2 separate regions of the Homo sapiens genome follow, and region 2 is linked to region 1. Evidence: read pairs that join two places in POLR2A ChIA-PET (ENCODE). Cell type or tissue: A673. All regions are shown on one strand.

What was found. Peaks named below come from ENCODE experiments on the same cell type or tissue, not always from the same donor. Only the 100,000 strongest peaks of a DNase experiment are listed, where the experiment ranks them.
Region 2: POLR2A ChIA-PET joins it to region 1 with 6 read pairs; 1 of 35 experiments calls an interaction of 5 or more read pairs at or near these places.

The regions. Positions count from the first base shown.
Region 1 is chr9:129,125,507-129,128,006 of GRCh38, forward strand. All of the region lies in intron 3 of PTPA (protein phosphatase 2 phosphatase activator), which reads left to right. Among named protein-coding and RNA genes, the nearest start is that of PTPA, 15 kb to the left of the region's middle. RefSeq lists an enhancer at 1,340-2,262. In A673, no CTCF peak of the experiment used is centred here; a DNase peak (open chromatin) is centred at 1,425; H3K27ac peaks cover 1,392 bases.
Region 2 is chr9:129,975,324-129,977,823 of GRCh38, forward strand. The region is part of intron 4 of FNBP1 (formin binding protein 1); the gene reads right to left. Among named protein-coding and RNA genes, the nearest start is that of FNBP1, 67 kb to the right of the region's middle. In A673, no CTCF peak of the experiment used is centred here; a DNase peak (open chromatin) is centred at 1,408; H3K27ac peaks cover 668 bases.

The DNA of each region.
Region 1 (2,500 bases):
TGCTGGGATTGCAGGCGTGAGCTGCTGCGCCCGGCCCAGGTATTGTCTTAGCTCAAGGGCTGTACTTTGGCAGGATTGCAGTGTGGTTACATGCTTGGGTTCTGGAGTCCAGCTGGCTAGTTTCATAACTTGTGAATCATTTTTGACCCTCTGTTTCCTCATCTGTAGAGTGGTAAGAGTCAGCAGACTAGTCATGGCCCCCTGGGGAAAATTCACTGAGATCCCACGAGTAGTGGTTGTCTTTTGCATAGCGCCTAACACATACTAAATAAATACTTCGATTGTTATTAGCTATTGTTACCATTAGGCATTAGTCAGTTCTAATTTTCAATAGTGTTGTTGCATAGAAAGCTAGCTTTTGGCTGGGCGCGGTGGCTCATGACTGTAATCCTAGCACCTTGGGAGGCCAAGGCGGGTGAATCATGAGGTCAGGAGTTCAAGACCAGCCTGGCCAACATGGTGGAACCCCGTCTCTACTAAAGATACAAAAAGTTAGCTGGGCGTGGCGGCAGGCACCTGTAGTCCCAGCTACTTCGGAGGTGGAGTCAGGAGAATCCTTTGAAACCCGGGAGGCGGAGGTTGCAGTGAGCCAAGATGGTGCCACTGCACTCCAGCCCAGGCGACAGTGCGAGACTTCGTCTCAAAAAGAAAAAAAAAACTAGCTCTTATTTTTTTATTATTTATTTATTTTTATTTTTATTTTTATTTTTGAGATGGAGTCTTGTTCCCCAGGCTGGAGTTCAATGGTACGATCTCGGCTCACCACAACCTCCGCCTCCCGGGTTCAAACGATTCTCCTGCCTCAGCCTCCCGACTAGCATGTGCCACCATGTCCATCTGATTTTGTATTTTTAGTAGAGATGGGGTTTTTCCATGTTGGTCAGGCTGGTCTCGAACTCCCGAACTCAGGTGATCTGCCCGTCTTGGCCTCCGTAAGTGCTGGGATTACAGACGTGAGCCACTGTGCCTGGCCAGCTAGCTCTTATTTTAAATGATGCCTGTCCTCCTCTTATGGGGGTTAACATTTTCGATTTTTGCAAAATAAATGTGATAAGAGATTTATTTTTGTTGTTGTTGTTCTGTTTGCTTTTTTAAAACTTACAAGGGGGCAAAATTCAAAAATGGTCAGTAAAATGTTAGGGAAGATTTTACTGGTCCTTGAAATCCAAAAAGGAAACACTGGCCTAGGGAGAATGGGAGAGCTGGAGTTGTTCTTTGTGCCTCGAAGGTGTTTCAGCCCCAGTTCCCTTTCTTTCAGCCCTTCTCTCCCAACACAGCAAACAATAGAGGCAGCCCCTACAACATTCAAAAAGCCCTCTCCTGAAGAGGAGCTGGGAGCCTTTGAATTATTCATTGGCCCAGCTGAGCTAGCAGCTGGGGCCTGGCTCCTGTGACTCCGTCTTCTCTGTCCCCTTCAGTGCCTCGCCTAAGACTGAGATCCCTGGGGAATCTGGGGCTGACTAGTGCTTCCTGGGGCCAAGATGACTGTGCCATCCATTGTAAGCCCCCGTTTCTGCATGGGTTAGGTCTGGCCTGTGCTTATCAGCCATTCCTGGTTTTTCACAAAGCCAGGCTCTGGCAGCGCTCTCACATTTCAGCAAGGCAGCTTTATGCCATCCTAGCCCTCTGCCTTAGCCAGGTGTAAAGGGAAATTTATCCTCTTACAGGCTACTTTTTCTGTCCTCCCATGCCCCAAGCCTAGATAAAGGGGAGATAAGAGAGAGCAGCACTCAGGGCCGGTTTCACATATGCAGCTGGGGGCATGGCCAGCCTGTTTCATTAGCTTAAGCCTGCCTCTCCCCAGGTACATACATAGCTCTTGGCTGAGTCTTTGCACATGGCAGGCCTGGTCTGCCTTGCCCTCCCAGGCGCAACTTCTCATGTGGGCATCACCCTGCTAGTTCTTACCCAGTGCCAGGATTTCCTGTAAGTTTCTTATGCCGTTTGTTTCCATAGACACAGGCAAGATCCACTTCCTGGCAGGGACTCTTTTCTCAGGACTGAATGGCTGCAGATAGCCTCCGCGTTGTATTTTCCACCGGCCCTGGTGCTGGGCTATTTCTAAAAGCCAACCTGGAAGGAGCACCTTCTAACTGATCTTTGGGTTGGATAGACAGCCACCCGATTTCTTCATTGAGTAACATTTTATGTGCCAATGCTGCCCGCACCTCTGACTCCGATTCTACTTCTTGGTCCCTGTCTTCTGTGGGAAAGGTGTAGGGGGATGGGCTCTCAAACTCTGCCACCCTACAAAGCATTGCACACGATGATCTGGCATTTCCACAAAGATTGAGTTGCAAGCTGATTTACCATAGCATTGTGTATGAAATAGGTAGTGAAACAGGTGGAAATAACCCAAACATTTAACAGTGAGGAATTAAATTAATTATAATGCAGTGGCACGATGAAATGTTATTCACTTAGTAAAAGTTGTCATAAGATTATGTTTATATGTAGATGTGGAATGAGGTTCATGAGGAAAAGGAGCAGGCTGCAAAGC
Region 2 (2,500 bases), 850 kb after region 1:
TAATTTAATAACAGAATGTTTCAAAAGAGCATGATGTTTACAGCTCCTCCCAACAGAACATCTGACTCAGAAACCTGTACTTGCAGTTCTTCTTAAAATAAAAGGAACACTATGTATTGCAAGATATTTAATGTGTATCTGTACCACCTATAATTTATTCCATAAATTACTGTAATTTTTGATTAACAAAAGGAACTAAATCCGAAATACAGATATGACAGACTATAAAAAAGTCATCATTAACAGTGAGTAAATAAAATATAAAACAACTTGACCATAACACAGCAAAGGAATACGAGGGGGCACGGTGGCTCACGCTTGTAATCCCAGCAGTTTGGGAGGCCAAGACGGGTGGATCATTTGAGGTCAGGAGTGCGAGACCAGCCTGGCCAACATGGTGAAACCCTATCTCTACCAAAAATATAAAAAATTAGCCGGATATAGTGGCATGTGCCTGTAATCCCAGCTACTTGGGAGGCTGAGGCAGGAGAATCGCTTGAACCTGGGAGGTGGAGGTTGTGGTTAGGCGAGATCGTGCCACTGCACTCCAGTCTGGGCAACACAGTGAGACTCCATCTTAAAAAAAAAAAAAAAAAAAAAAGGAGAGAGACAAAGCATTGACAAAAGAAACAACCAGGAAAAAAATATAAACCTTTGCAAGGTCAAGGGAAGTTCAGGGTCCAGGGAAGCAGTCCAGGATCATGTTAAGATTTCTGGTATTTATTTTATTATATTAGATATTTGTACTTCATTCTGAACCTTAGTATTCTGTTTCACTGCATCCTTTCTGTCACTAAAGAAATCTTTAATGAATGGTCCAGCAGAAACTGTCATCTAATTTAGGGCTCCAGTGCAGGGTTTCTCACTCTCAGCACTATAGACATTTTGGGCCAGGTCATTCTTCGTTGGGGAGCTGTCCTGTATATTGTAGGAGGCTTAGCTGCCTCCCTGGCCTCTTCTCTCTAGATACCAGTAGCAACCCCTTAGCCACAATCCCTGAGACAACCAAAAGTGTCTCCAGACACTGATAAATGTGGCTGGAGTAGGGAGTAAAACTGTCCCTAGTTGAGAACCACTGTGCTAATGTCAACAGATGAAGATTCATCTCAGTTTATTGGCATATTGTTGTTTTAAACCAATGGGTTGATCTTAAGGCATTTATCTCTTCCTAACTTTTAAACCTATCCAAGGCCATATGCTACACATTTATAGTTTAGAAAGAACTAAATTGAGACATTTTCAAACACCTTCCTGCCCAAGCGCCCTGGCTGCTCTCTATTGAATGCTTGTCCCAGGCAGGTCCTAATCATCCCTCAAGTCTTGTTAAGGCCTTAACTGCGAAGTCCCTTGGGAAGCTTCTTCCTGACCCCAGAGCATGAGCATATCAGAAATCCTATTATATGCTCTCATAGCACGTTCTACTCTTACTTTGTGGCAACTACCATAATTGCAATTAAATAATCACTTTTGTCATTATTACTTAATGTCTCCTCCATTTCAGCAGAAGCCATAGTAATCTTGTTGGCTCATGTATCCCCAGGGCATTAAAAGAACTGTTGTGGCTGGGCTCGGTGGCTCACGCCTGTAATCCCAGCACTTTGGGAGGCCAAGGCGGGTAGATCACGGTGGTCTGAGGAGTTTGAGACCAGCCCGACCAATATGGTGAAACCCCATCTCTACGAAAAATACAAAAAATTAGCTGGGCATGGTGGCGGGCACCTGTAATCTCAGCTACTGAGGGAGGAGAATCGCTTGAACCCGGGGGGCGGAGGTTTCAGGGAGTCGAGATCGCACCACTTCACTCGGGCCTGGACCAAAGGGTGAAACTCCGTCTCAAAAAAAAAAAAAATGTTATCACTGGCCAACGTGATTACTTTATTACTAGTAACAAATTTTTCCGCACTTCACATGCAATCGAAGTACAATGATACAGACCATGGCTTAAAGATAAATCCCTTAAGGCAAAATCATGACTAAGAATAGACTTTGAGCATCCATTTTTCTCTTTGGTTACCAACAAAACCTATTTATGAAAAGACGATAATGGTGGCAAGAGGAACAATAAGGTTTGCTTCATTAGATAGCAATGAATGAGCTGAGGAAAAGAATGGATGTAACTGGGGACATCTTTCCATTTTTTTGACCTACTTACAAGCACTAATTTTTTTTTTTTTTTTTTCTTTTTGAGGTGGAGTTTTGCTCTTGTCACCCAGGCTGGAGTGCAATGGCGAGATCTCGGCTCACTGCAACCTCCACCTCCTGGGTTCAAGCAATTCTCGTGCTTCAGACCCCCAAGTAGCTGGGGTTATGGGTACCCGTCACCACGCCCAGCTAGTTTTTATATTTTTAGTAGAGAAGGGGTTTCACCATGTTGACCAGCCTGATCGCGAACTCCTTAGCTCAGGTGATCCATCTGCCTAGGCTTCCCAAAGTGCTGGGATTACAGGCGTGAGCCACCATGCCCGACTGATAAGTACTAATTTTAATACCATTTATTCCA